Linked DNA regions of Homo sapiens: regions 1, 2 and 3 are each linked to region 4. A link is a contact called in ENCODE Hi-C or POLR2A ChIA-PET data. All regions are on one chromosome and are shown on one strand. The core of a region is the stretch at or near the end of the contact, and the rest is flanking DNA. Distances in the headings are between cores, read along the strand shown. Region 1 holds the start of GSTP1 (glutathione S-transferase pi 1). Region 2 has its middle 25 kb from the start of GSTP1. Region 3 holds the start of POLD4 (DNA polymerase delta 4, accessory subunit). Region 4 holds the start of TMEM134 (transmembrane protein 134).

What was found. Hi-C counts contacts between places; a loop is a spot of excess contacts on that map. ChIA-PET counts read pairs that join two places held with the same protein, here RNA polymerase II (POLR2A). Pooled maps may share reads with other maps.
Region 1: a loop to region 4 is called in a map of PC-9, with 4 times the contacts of the local background. The contact joins the promoter of GSTP1 here to the promoter of TMEM134 in region 4. A Hi-C loop is called at or near these places in 1 of 168 maps with a recorded cell type or tissue (PC-9), 2 of 37 single-sample maps with no recorded cell type and 11 of 50 pooled maps. POLR2A ChIA-PET finds 5 or more read pairs at or near these places in 8 of 52 experiments (A549, Caco-2, MCF 10A and 5 more).
Region 2: a map of endothelial cell of umbilical vein shows a loop between it and region 4 (3-fold over the local background). The contact joins the enhancer-like site here to the promoter of TMEM134 in region 4. A Hi-C loop is called at or near these places in 1 of 168 maps with a recorded cell type or tissue (endothelial cell of umbilical vein), 3 of 37 single-sample maps with no recorded cell type and 6 of 50 pooled maps. POLR2A ChIA-PET finds 5 or more read pairs at or near these places in 1 of 52 experiments (HEK293).
Region 3: a loop to region 4 is called in a map of B cell, with 12 times the contacts of the local background. The contact joins the promoter of POLD4 here to the promoter of TMEM134 in region 4. A Hi-C loop is called at or near these places in 7 of 168 maps with a recorded cell type or tissue (B cell, CD8-positive, alpha-beta T cell, HCT116 and 4 more), 14 of 37 single-sample maps with no recorded cell type and 23 of 50 pooled maps. POLR2A ChIA-PET finds 5 or more read pairs at or near these places in 20 of 52 experiments (A549, B cell, CD4-positive, alpha-beta T cell and 17 more).

Annotation. Positions count from the first base shown.
Region 1 is chr11:67,582,250-67,585,273 of GRCh38, forward strand. GSTP1 (glutathione S-transferase pi 1) reads left to right here and starts at 1,563. Exons shown (of 7, transcript NM_000852.4): 1 at 1,563-1,595; 2 at 1,885-1,920; 3 at 2,215-2,321; 4 at 2,436-2,523; 5 at 2,889-2,992. The coding sequence starts at 1,595. RefSeq lists silencers at 1,163-1,782, 1,333-1,475, 1,793-1,942.
Region 2 is chr11:67,557,205-67,560,496 of GRCh38, forward strand. No RefSeq gene overlaps it. Among named protein-coding and RNA genes, the nearest start is that of GSTP1, 25 kb to the right of the region's middle. Within about 2 kb of position 1,392, at least 10 of the 41 ENCODE cell types and tissues checked have a DNase peak (open chromatin) inside an H3K27ac peak, as active enhancers do.
Region 3 is chr11:67,351,949-67,354,980 of GRCh38, forward strand. It overlaps POLD4 (DNA polymerase delta 4, accessory subunit), which reads right to left and starts at 1,598. Exons shown (of 4, transcript NM_021173.5): 1 at 1,355-1,598; 2 at 1,040-1,129; 3 at 743-854; 4 at 1-71. The coding sequence starts at 1,451. The coding sequence ends at 47. The region is part of intron 2 of LOC100130987 (a long non-coding RNA gene); the gene reads left to right. RefSeq lists enhancers at 278-860, 861-1,442, 1,436-1,485 and a silencer at 1,666-1,915.
Region 4 is chr11:67,468,001-67,470,919 of GRCh38, forward strand. It overlaps TMEM134 (transmembrane protein 134), which reads right to left and starts at 1,251. Exons shown (of 7, transcript NM_025124.4): 1 at 1,019-1,251; 2 at 28-92. The coding sequence starts at 1,192. RefSeq lists silencers at 836-975, 1,186-1,325 and enhancers at 863-1,487, 1,476-1,655.

The DNA.
Region 1 (3,024 bases), core at 313-2,812, 110 kb after region 4:
TCCTTGTTTGTGTTATAAGTTCTCATCATTTAGCTCCCACTTACAAGTGAGAACATCCAGTATTTGGATTTCTGTTCCTGCATTAGTTTGCTAAGGATAATAGCCTCTAGCTCCATCCATGTTCCCACAAAAGACATGATCTAGTTCTTTTTAATGGCTGCATTAAATGAAGTTTTAAAGATACAACATAAACACCAACCTCTTCCCCACCACAAAAATCCCTTGCTGAATTTGATTACACTTAAATTAACGAGTTTTGTTTCATGAAAGACTCCTTGGACAAACTTGACAGTTGATGGAATAGGAGAAGCTGTCTGTCATGTCTAAAGCCAACAAGAGATCAATATCTAGAATAAATGGAGATCTGCAAATCAACAGAAAGTAGGCAGCAAAGCCAAAGAAAATAGCCTAAGGCACAGCCACTAAAAGGAACGTGATCATGTCCTTTGCAGGGACATGGGTGGAGCTGGAAGCCGTTAGCCTCAGCAAACTCACACAGGAACAGAAAACCAGCGAGACCGCATGGTCTCACTTATAAGTGGGAGCTGAACAATGAGAACACATGGTCACATGGCGGCGATCAACACACACTGGTGCCTGTTGAGCGGGGTGCTGGGGAGGGAGAGTACCAGGAAGAATAGCTAAGGGATACTGGGCTTAATACCTGGGTGATGGGATGATCTGTACAGCAAACCATCATGGCGCACACACCTATGTAACAAACCTGCACATCCTCTACATGTACCCCAGAACTTCAAATAAAAGTTGGACGGCCAGGCGTGGTGGCTCACGCCTGTAATCCCAGCACTTTGGGAAGCCGAGGCGTGCAGATCACCTAAGGTCAGGAGTTCGAGACCAGCCCGGCCAACATGGTGAAACCCCGTCTCTACTAAAAATACAAAAATCAGCCAGATGTGGCACGCACCTATAATTCCACCTACTCGGGAGGCTGAAGCAGAATTGCTTGAACCCGAGAGGCGGAGGTTGCAGTGAGCCGCCGAGATCGCGCCACTGCACTCCAGCCTGGGCCACAGCGTGAGACTACGTCATAAAATAAAATAAAATAACACAAAATAAAATAAAATAAAATAAAATAAAATAAAATAAAATAAAATAAAATAAAATAAAAAAATAAAATAAAATAAAATAAAATAAAGCAATTTCCTTTCCTCTAAGCGGCCTCCACCCCTCTCCCCTGCCCTGTGAAGCGGGTGTGCAAGCTCCGGGATCGCAGCGGTCTTAGGGAATTTCCCCCCGCGATGTCCCGGCGCGCCAGTTCGCTGCGCACACTTCGCTGCGGTCCTCTTCCTGCTGTCTGTTTACTCCCTAGGCCCCGCTGGGGACCTGGGAAAGAGGGAAAGGCTTCCCCGGCCAGCTGCGCGGCGACTCCGGGGACTCCAGGGCGCCCCTCTGCGGCCGACGCCCGGGGTGCAGCGGCCGCCGGGGCTGGGGCCGGCGGGAGTCCGCGGGACCCTCCAGAAGAGCGGCCGGCGCCGTGACTCAGCACTGGGGCGGAGCGGGGCGGGACCACCCTTATAAGGCTCGGAGGCCGCGAGGCCTTCGCTGGAGTTTCGCCGCCGCAGTCTTCGCCACCAGTGAGTACGCGCGGCCCGCGTCCCCGGGGATGGGGCTCAGAGCTCCCAGCATGGGGCCAACCCGCAGCATCAGGCCCGGGCTCCCGGCAGGGCTCCTCGCCCACCTCGAGACCCGGGACGGGGGCCTAGGGGACCCAGGACGTCCCCAGTGCCGTTAGCGGCTTTCAGGGGGCCCGGAGCGCCTCGGGGAGGGATGGGACCCCGGGGGCGGGGAGGGGGGGCAGACTGCGCTCACCGCGCCTTGGCATCCTCCCCCGGGCTCCAGCAAACTTTTCTTTGTTCGCTGCAGTGCCGCCCTACACCGTGGTCTATTTCCCAGTTCGAGGTAGGAGCATGTGTCTGGCAGGGAAGGGAGGCAGGGGCTGGGGCTGCAGCCCACAGCCCCTCGCCCACCCGGAGAGATCCGAACCCCCTTATCCCTCCGTCGTGTGGCTTTTACCCCGGGCCTCCTTCCTGTTCCCCGCCTCTCCCGCCATGCCTGCTCCCCGCCCCAGTGTTGTGTGAAATCTTCGGAGGAACCTGTTTCCCTGTTCCCTCCCTGCACTCCTGACCCCTCCCCGGGTTGCTGCGAGGCGGAGTCGGCCCGGTCCCCACATCTCGTACTTCTCCCTCCCCGCAGGCCGCTGCGCGGCCCTGCGCATGCTGCTGGCAGATCAGGGCCAGAGCTGGAAGGAGGAGGTGGTGACCGTGGAGACGTGGCAGGAGGGCTCACTCAAAGCCTCCTGCGTAAGTGACCATGCCCGGGCAAGGGGAGGGGGTGCTGGGCCTTAGGGGGCTGTGACTAGGATCGGGGGACGCCCAAGCTCAGTGCCCCTCCCTGAGCCATGCCTCCCCCAACAGCTATACGGGCAGCTCCCCAAGTTCCAGGACGGAGACCTCACCCTGTACCAGTCCAATACCATCCTGCGTCACCTGGGCCGCACCCTTGGTGAGTCTTGAACCTCCAAGTCCAGGGCAGGCATGGGCAAGCCTCTGCCCCCGGAGCCCTTTTGTTTAAATCAGCTGCCCCGCAGCCCTCTGGAGTGGAGGAAACTGAGACCCACTGAGGTTACGTAGTTTGCCCAAGGTCAAGCCTGGGTGCCTGCAATCCTTGCCCTGTGCCAGGCTGCCTCCCAGGTGTCAGGTGAGCTCTGAGCACCTGCTGTGTGGCAGTCTCTCATCCTTCCACGCACATCCTCTTCCCCTCCTCCCAGGCTGGGGCTCACAGACAGCCCCCTGGTTGGCCCATCCCCAGTGACTGTGTGTTGATCAGGCGCCCAGTCACGCGGCCTGCTCCCCTCCACCCAACCCCAGGGCTCTATGGGAAGGACCAGCAGGAGGCAGCCCTGGTGGACATGGTGAATGACGGCGTGGAGGACCTCCGCTGCAAATACATCTCCCTCATCTACACCAACTATGTGAGCATCTGCACCAGGGTTGGGCACTGGGG
Region 2 (3,292 bases), core at 142-2,641, 89 kb after region 4:
CCTTACTAAAAATACACAAATTAGCCGAGCATAGTGGCACATGTCTGTAATCCCAGCTACCCGGGAGGCTGAGGCAGGAGAATCACTTGAATCTGGGAGGTGGAGGTTGCAGTAAGCAGAGATCACACCACTGCACTCTGGCCTGGGCGACAGAGTGAAACTCCATCTTGAAAAAAAAAATTGCATTTCCTAATGACACTGAACATGTTTTTACCTTTTTATATGCTTAAGGGGTGTATAATAATGGCACACAAATCGTCTTAAGGCTATTTGTTTTAAATATTAGGGACTAGACTATGAAATATGGACACAGATAGGCTAGTAATTTATTGTCCCTTTGAAGTCTTTTTTTTTTTTTTTTTTTTTTTTGGTAGAGATGGGGTCTTGCCATGTTGCCCAAGCTGGTCTCGAACTCCTGGGCTCAAGTGATCCACCTGCCTTGGCCTCCCAAAGTGCTGGGATTACAGGCGTGAACCACCACAACTGGCCCCTTTCAAAGTCTTTTTTTTTTTTTTTTTTGAGAGGGGTCTCACTCTGTCACCCAGGCTGGAGAGCAGTGGTGCGATCTCGGCTCACTGCAACCTCTGCCTCCTGGGTTCAAGTGATTCTCCTGCCTCAGCCTCCCGAGTAGCTGAGACTACAGGTGTGTGCCACCACACCCGGCTCTTTTTTGTGTGTTTTTAGTAGAGACAGCGTTTCACCATGTTGGCCAGGCTGGTCTCAAACTCCTGACCGCAAATGATCTGCCCGCCTTGGCCTCCCAAAATGCTGGGATTATAGGCATGAGCCACTGCGCCCAGCCCAAAGTCTTTACATATTTGCCCAACATGTATTTAGTTTGGCTGTTTCTTTATTTTAAAAAGCCGCTTTTTATTTAAAGAAAAACAAAAGATTGTTTTCAGAAATAAATTCACCTTCCGGGGCTAAAAAAATCCTAACCATTTCCTACTTCTCTTTGGTTCTTGTTCTCACTTCAGGTTGTATATTAATCAGATACAAGTCCCACTGAGGTTACAAAGTCCCCCAACCGCAGCAGCTGAAACAAGCTAGAAGTATGTTTTCACTCTGCAACAAGTCCGGTGTCCTCTGCACGAAGCAATGGGCACTCCGTGGTGTTAGGGACCCAGGCTCCCCCTGCTCTCTCTGCCATGCCAAGGATGCCATCCCTGTCACGTCCATGTTCCAGCCCCGCGGGATCAGGGGTTCTCTGAACAACACCTTTTGAAGAGGCATCTTCTAGGTTTGCAATGTAGATGATAAAATAAGTCACTTGTTGGCAACACGCAGCATACCCCATGCAGCACCGGGTTTCTGACTTGCAACTGGCGTGACTTCTAGTGAATGTGCCGCCCAGAAACACTCGACGGAGACTACACTGCTATCACTAAGTTGTTTTTTCTCCTTCTTGAGTACTTCAGTGGGGTGGGGCCAATTTATATTTAACCAGTTATTTCAGGAATCAAGGAGGGCGGGGAGGCACACTGACTGCTGTATTACTGGTTCATTCTGGGAAGCCTGGGCCCAGCTCCAGCTTGCTGAGGCCACGCTACGGGGTCCACAGCGTCGACTGTCCCTGACTCTAACCAGCGTCTCCCAGAGCCTGCAAATGTGCCACACACAGCAGCAGGGGCGGGGCTCACTCCTCATTCTCACTCTTCGACTTGTATTGGGCTGATTTTGATTGAAAGCAGCAGAAACCCAATCAAAGGCGAATTTGCTGACTCAGTTAACTGGAAGATAACGGATGCTTCTGCTTTACGCACGTTGGATCCAGGAGCTCCATCAAATTCTTCATCATTTCTCACTCTTCCTCCCCATGAAACATTGTTTTTCTCCCTCTGTCTCTCTTTTTTTTTTTTTTTTTGAGACAGAGTCTTGCTCTGTCGTCCAGGCTGGAGTGCAGTGGTGCGATCTCGGCTCACTGAAACCTCCGCCTCCCGGGTTCGAGCAATTCTCGTGCCTCAGCCTCCCGAGTGGCTGGGACTACAGGTGCCCGGCTAATTTTTGAATTTTTAGTGGAGACGGGGTTTCACCGCGTTGGCCAGGCTGGTGTCGAACTTCTGACCTCAAGTGGTCTGTCCGCCTCAGCCTCCCAAAATGTTGGGATTACAGGTATGAGCCACTGCACCCAGCCAGCATTCTTTTTCTCTACACTGCTTACTTCTCTGTGGCTTCATTCTCAGGCAGCCTGTACCTGCAGGGTGGCAAATATGGCCAAGTCACTTTAAGGCTTTCTTTGATGAGTTCTGGGGTTGCCTTTCATTGGCGTGGCTCACTGGGTCCTGCCCCTCCCTGAATAATCACTTTGGCTAGGAGAATGCAGTTCCTATCCCCTTGGCAGAAGTGGTCACTTTCAGTTCAATCACATGGATTTGGTTCCTCCAAGAAAGAGAGGTTCTGTTACCAAAGGAAGAGGCAAAGGATGCTTAGCTGACGAAGACCTCAGGTGCCCTCTGTGCCTTCTTTGCTGTGCCCAGATGATGCCTTTGGCCAGCTTTTTCCTGTACTGCTCATTATAAAAACAATATGTAATGAAGTGGAGAAAACTTATTTCTCAAAAATTCCTGGACAGGCACTGTGGCTCACGCCTATAATTTCAGTGCCTTGGGAAGCTGAGGTGGGAGGCCAGGAGTTTGAGACGAGCCTGGGCAACACACTGAGATCCCATCTCCATTTAAAATATGTATATTAAAAAAACAAATCCTAAGGGAAGACTGGAGATAGGCTGGTGGGTGATTTGGACAGAGAGGGGCCATCTCTATGCCCAGGGCCTGGATGTCCCATGAACAGCTTTTCCTGGGGTCAGGCAGGCAGGGGTGGAGGGCACCAGCAGGAGGAGATGGAGGACTGGGCTATGCCAGGTGCCGCCTCCTGTCCATGCCCCACCCTGATTCTCCATCACGGGCCGATTCCCTGCAATGCCCAGGAGGACTGGAGTGAGAAAGTGGGCTCTCCATGATGGAGACTGAGGAGGGGAGAAAGCTACAGGCTTGGTTTGCTCTGTTGCAGAGGAGGGAAGTGGCCTTGAGCTGCCTAGGCCTGGGAATTGGGGTTCAGACTGAGCTCTAAGTAAATCTGCAATGGGCAGGAGGCCTAAGGGATCATATGTTTTCTGAAAATCAAAGATGCAGGCCGGGCGCGGTGGCTGACGCCTGTAATTCCAGCACTTTGGGAGGCTGAGGTGGGCGGATCACGAGGTCAGGAGATCGAGACCATCCTGGCTAACATGGTGAAACCCCGTCTCTACTAAAAATACAAAACATTAGCCAGCCATGGTGATGGGCGCCTGTAG
Region 3 (3,032 bases), core at 348-2,847, 120 kb before region 4:
GGGTGGTGAGCAAGAGAGCTAAGGGCAGGAGGTCTTACGTGGTGCCTCATAGGGGATAGAGATGCCAGAGACTGTGGAAGATGGGGTGGGAGGGAGGGATACCCCAGAGAGAGAGAGAGAGAAACAGAGAATCAGTTGTTGAGTCCCTGGATCTGATTTCACCAGCTTATTCTTGGCCATGCCCATAGTCCTTGGGAAACCCCTCAGTTCTAAATAGATAGTTCCTTGGGTCCTGGGTGTACCTTTGCCCCCCACTAGCTTGTAGAGGTAAGAATTATTGGCCGGGTGTGGTGGCTCACGCCTGTAATCCCAGCACTTTGGGAGGCTGAGGTGGGTGGGATCACGAGGTCAGGAGATCAAGACCATCCTGGCTAACACGGTGAAACCCTGTCTCTACTAAAAATAGAAAAAATTAGCCGGGCGTGTTGGCGGGCGCCTGTAGTCCCAGCTACTTGGGAGGCTGAGACAGGAGAATGGCGTGAACCCGAGAGGCGGAGTTTGCAGTGAGCCGAGATCGCGCCACTGCACTCCAGCCTGGGCAACAGAGCAAGACTCTGTCTCAAAAAAAAAGAATTATTATAGTGGCGTGTCCTCCTGAGCCAGGCACCTCATAGAATCTTCTTGCCTGTTCAGCAAGGCCTTCCAACCCTCCATCCATTTCTCCCTCAGGTCAGGACAGCAGGGTGACAGTGCCTGGAGAAGGCCCTGGCTCCCCTGAAAGCCCTCCCGGCCTGTCTCTGACCTGCACTGGAAGCGGGGGTCTCCGGGGTGGGTCTTCAGCACCTGCCACACCTCTGGGGGAGGCTCCAAGCCCATCTGCTTGGCCCGACACCAGCGCTGCAGCCGTGTGATCCCTGCCAGGGTGGGAAGAAGACTCTGGAGACTTGTGGGGGGTGGGGTAGAGTCTGAGCTGGAGAATGTGTGTGTTGGGGGGAGACAGTTCCTGAGGGTCAGAGTCACGCAAGCGCTTGGGTGACTTCAGAGACGTGTGGGTGACTGGCTGGGAGAGGCGCCTCCGTGGGGCTGGGTGGGTTCTCACCGGTGCAGGGCCCGTACTGCCAGGCCAGGTCAAACTGCCTCAGCAGCTCCAGCTCCGCTTCCTCCTCGTCGCGGGGCTGGGGCTCCTCCCCTGCAATGACAGCTGCTCTTCAGTACGAGGTTGGCTTCAGTCTCCTGCCCCTCACCTCCCAGCCTTCCTCACCACCGCTTTGCCTCTGCCACCCCGCAGCTAGACCTGGTGTCGGGAGGGGAGGACAGGCCACCTTTCCCTTTCCATCGGCCCCTCCGCCCCTCTAGGGGCCTCCTCTAGGCCCCTCCGTGTCCACTCCTCCTGCCTCCCTCACACCTCAGAGACCTAGCTCGGGTGCCAGCTCCCCCTTGCTGTGCCCAGCGGGCCCCTCCCTCCTCTTCACAACCGGGTAGGAATCAGTGATGAGCCGCTTCCGGCCCATGGCGGCCACCCAGGCAGGCAGAGAAGGAGGCAACTGCGGGGAAGAGGAGAGACCGGCCAGTGGGCGCGAGAAAGACAGCTGCTGAGAGAGACAGACGGGGCCAGGCCAGCGGCGGGCAGACAAGATGACCCAGACAAACCGAGAGAGGAAGTCGCCGGGGTCCAGGGAGGGACGCCTCCCCCACCCCCAAAAGCACGCAAACAGGAAAGACTTCAGCCAATGGCAGGCCGCCTATGCGGGGCGGGGCCCTGGCGCTAGCCAATGGTAGGCAGTGTAGGGTGAGGGGCGGGGCGGTGCCTCAGCTGTGGGCCGCGGGAGGAGGGGCAGGCTGGGGCGGGGGACCTGTCGGGATGCCCCGACTTCACCACCTTCCCCGGCCCCCATTGGTCTGCTGTGGGTCCCGAGAGACTTCAGGAGAGTTATCTTCAGCCTCTCACTTCCCGTTTTCCCTTCCTAGGCAAATGTTCTTTTCAGCTTCGCTAATCCCCGTGGCCAGTTTGTAACTCCCTAGAGTCCAGCTGGAGCCTTCACTCGGTCCTTTGGCCCGCCCCGCCTTGTGGGGGCAGGTCTGGAGGTCTGAAGAGAGTTTGGGCTAATCCAGGCCCCTTCCCGGCTCCCACCCAACCCCCACTGGCCCCAGGAGACCTGGCTGGAGAAGCCCATGGGTTCTGAAACCTCCTTTCTCACAGTCTGTGCCCAAAGATGCTGCCCACTCTTAGTCCGAGTAAGTGTTTGCCGTTTTGACTCTCCTGGGGTCCCAAGTCGTGTCCGGCCCGCCCCACCAGTCAGGAAGATTCCATACTGAGTAGGAAGGCAGAGCAAGGGTCTGGTCCCCCCACCACAATGTGTTTGGATCCCTAGTTCTTCACTGGCAAAATCTGCCCTGTCTCTCACAATAATGTGAGTCTGAGCAGAAAATATTAATAATAAACCTAACACTCATTGCACGTACCATGTGCCAAGTACTGTTCTAAGCACTTTCCCACATGTTAATTAAAATAGATGTCAAAAAGTTTTTGAAAGTAGGAAGTATAGCTAAATGATTATCACTGCTGATAGTCACAGGCATTGTAGGGCCCCAATCAAACCACAGTCTCTCTTGCACCCCAGGAGCTCACTGTCACAAGGCAGACAGATGCACAGTTGTCAGTGAGAGGCTATAATTCCTACCAGAAGAGGGAAAGGGTGGGTCAGAGATTGGTTAGGACCACAGGGATGATTAGCATTGGAAGGCCTCCTGGAGGAGGTGGACTGCTGTAAACAATGTCTCTCAATTCTCCACCCATGACCTTTGTCCCTTGGGCTCCTGTCATCACTGACTCACCCATACTGCTGCCTCCCCCTCACCAACTTCCTGGCAGGAGGCAAAAGTACTGGCCAGTGGGAGTCTGGGAACCAGCACAGGGACCAGCCCAGCTCTAATCACCCTCCAGAGATCCCATCCGGTTCTTCCTTCCAGGGATACTGGGAGGGTGGGGCACAGACTCCTGGGCTGCTGCCTGCTCAGAGGCCTCTGCCTCCTCCTTTCCCTGCTCTGGGGTCTGGGTGTTCTGCACTGGAAGAGGGCTAAGCCACTGGTAC
Region 4 (2,919 bases), core at 1-2,500:
AGGGTTGGGTCCCCACCTGGCCCTAACCTGGTGCCGACTCCCCCATCCGGCTCCGGAGAGGCCTGGGCTCCATCCTCATCGTTCTCCAGGTTCTGTTGCAGAACACAGGTCTCAGGGGGGTTGCTGGGCTGGGGCCCTTCCTCACTCCCTCCCGGGAAGAGAAAAGCAGGCCTACACAACCATTTGCCTGGCCGCCTGGCAGCTGTTCACCTGGCCCTCTGCCCTCCCCGCAGAACGGGTTTGGTGATTCACAGAAACCAGGTAGGAGGTGGGTGGATGCCAGGGCTTTGGGGAGCAGGAGCCTGCATAGATCCCAGGGAAAGGAGAGCTCCCAACTTTGGGTTAGGGTGGAGCTCTCATTCAGTGGCCTAGAATGGGAGCTTGGGAATTGGGGTGCCAGGAAAGGCCAGGCCCAGAGTTCCCAGGTTCAAGGCACAGGGTTCTGGTCCAGGTCTCCAAGAAAAGCAGCCTAGGGTTGGTGGAGGTTTTCTGGGAAAATGGGTTTTTCTGGTTTAGTGGGAGCCAAAGGGTGGGCAAGGACTGGTCATGTGAGAGGAGCTCCAGCTCTTAGGGGTGGTGGTGGGATTAGGGAGAGGGCTTTCAGAATAGAGAAAGGCGTGCGGGTTCCCATCAGCTTAGCTGGCCTGGGGCACAGGGGATGCTCCTGCGTGTGGGGCAAGGTCTGGTTCAGATACAGAGGAGCTCCCCCAACCCAGCGGGGGCCAGGTGCGAGTAGCCAGGATGAGTGGGGAATCCGGTTGGGTTCCCCAGCTGGAGCTGAGGGATGAGCTCCCGGGCCCGGGCACTGGGCTCTTCCCGGCTGGCTGGGGCCCGGTATGGGAACCGGGAGGGCCTGGGCAGGGCTCTGGATCAAGAGTCACGTCCGCGGGGCGGGGGGGCGGTCTCGCGCTTCAGCTGGGGCCTCTAGGCAGATGCTTCCCCGAGTTGAGGCCTTTGGGGCCCGGCCTGGGGTCCCGTCCGGCCGGGGGCAGGGGGTTAGGTGGGCCGGGCGGTTCACCTGGTAGCGCAGCCGGGACTGCTTGTCCTCGTCAGCCACCTCGAACCGGGCCCGACGCTCGAAGTGCAGCGGCCCAAAGCGCGCGACCCCGCTGGACTCGGGCCCAGGGCCCCCGTCCTCCAGGGACAGCTCGAAGGCATCATCAATGCTGAACTGGGGCCGGGCGGCGCTCATGGCCCCGGCCCGCTCAGGCGCCGTGCGCCGCCGCCATCTGCGCCCACACACCCAGCGTCGCCGCTGCCCCGCCCCCGCATGCCCCGCCCCTCCGACCCTGGCTCCGCCCCACGCGCCGGTCCCGCCCCCGTCCGCCCTAAGCAGGCCAGAGTTGCCGAGCCCTGAGCGGGCTGATGGGTGGGAGCCTCTTCCAGACGGAGCGCGCCCGCCCCGTGACGCCACTCAGTGGCCGCCATGGCAAGCGACAGCCCGTGCCGGGCTCGGACACATCCCCCAGGCGTGTATGTGCGGGGGCTTGGAGGGGCTTCCACGCCCCAACCTCCAGGTCCCTGACAGGGCCTTTTGCACCGCAGCCTGTTCCTCGAGTGCCAAGGAGACTCCTGGGAACTGTTTCCCCACCTTACTCACAACAGCCCCGCACCGGAGGGGTGCTCTCCCCATTTTTGCAAATGTGGAAACCGAGGCTCAGAGAGCTTATGTGTCTTCCAATTTCCAGTCAGTCTCCACGCAGCAGCCGAAGTGATCTTTTAAAACAAATCTTTTTATCTGCGTGTGTTATTCTGAAAACCCTTTTTAAAAATTTTGCTGCTGGCCTGGCTCGGTGGCTCACTCCTGTAATCCCAGCACTTTGGGAGGCCGAGGCGGGTGGATCACTTGAGGTCAGGAGTTCAAGACCAGCCTGGCCAAAAGGCGAAACCCCGTCTTTACTAAAAATACAAAAATTAGCCGGGCGTGGTAGTGCATGCCTATAGTCCCAGCTACTTGGGAGGCTGAGGCAGAAGAATTGCTTGAACCCGGGAGGCAGATGTTGCAGTGAGCCGAGATTGAGCCACTGCACTCCAGCCTGGGCGACAGAGCAAGACTCCGTCTCAAAAAACAAAACAAAACAAACAAAAAAACCTTCCCTTGGTTTTCCATTGCACTTAGAATAAAATCTGAACTCTTGGCAGGGCACGGTGGCTCACACTTTGGGAGGCCAAGGAGAGTGGATCACTTGAGGTCAGGAGTTTGAGACCAGCCTGGCCAACATGGTGAAACCCAGTCTCTACTAAAAATACAAAAATTAGCTGGGCACGGTGACCAGTGCCTGTAATCCCAGCTACTTGGGAGGCTGAGGCAGGAGAATCGCTTGTACCCTGGAGGCAGAGGTTGTAGTGAGTGGAGATCACACCACTGCACTCCAGCCTGGGCAACAGAGCAAGACTCCATAAAAAAAAAATGAACCGTGGTGGGGGGCGGTGGGGGTGGAAGAGCAGAAGTACTCTATGAATTAGGTGGACCTGGTTTCAAATCCCCATTCTACCACTTGTAAGTACTTGGGACTTTGGCAAACCCCTCATTCATTTCTGCCACAAGTATTTATTAAGCATCTATTTAGGGCCAAACACTGTTTTGGGCACTATAGATACAGTGGTGAATAAAACAGTGCAAAATGAGACAGTTTCAAGTGCTGTGTGATGCAAAACTGACTTTAGATTTCGTACTCAAAGATGACCTTTCCAAGAGGTGACATTTGAGCAGGAATGCCGATGATGAAGGAGCCAGCTGTGAGAAAAGCAAGGTTCAGTGTTTTCCTGGCACCAGGGAACAGCACGTTCAAAGGCCAGGAGGTGGGAAGGAGCTTGGCCTGTGGAGGAAGAATGTGAGAAAACCAGTGTGGCTGAGCAGCAAGGAAAGGGGCAGGCCGACTTGATGAGCCTGGGAGGAGTAGATGGGCCCCAGAGCCT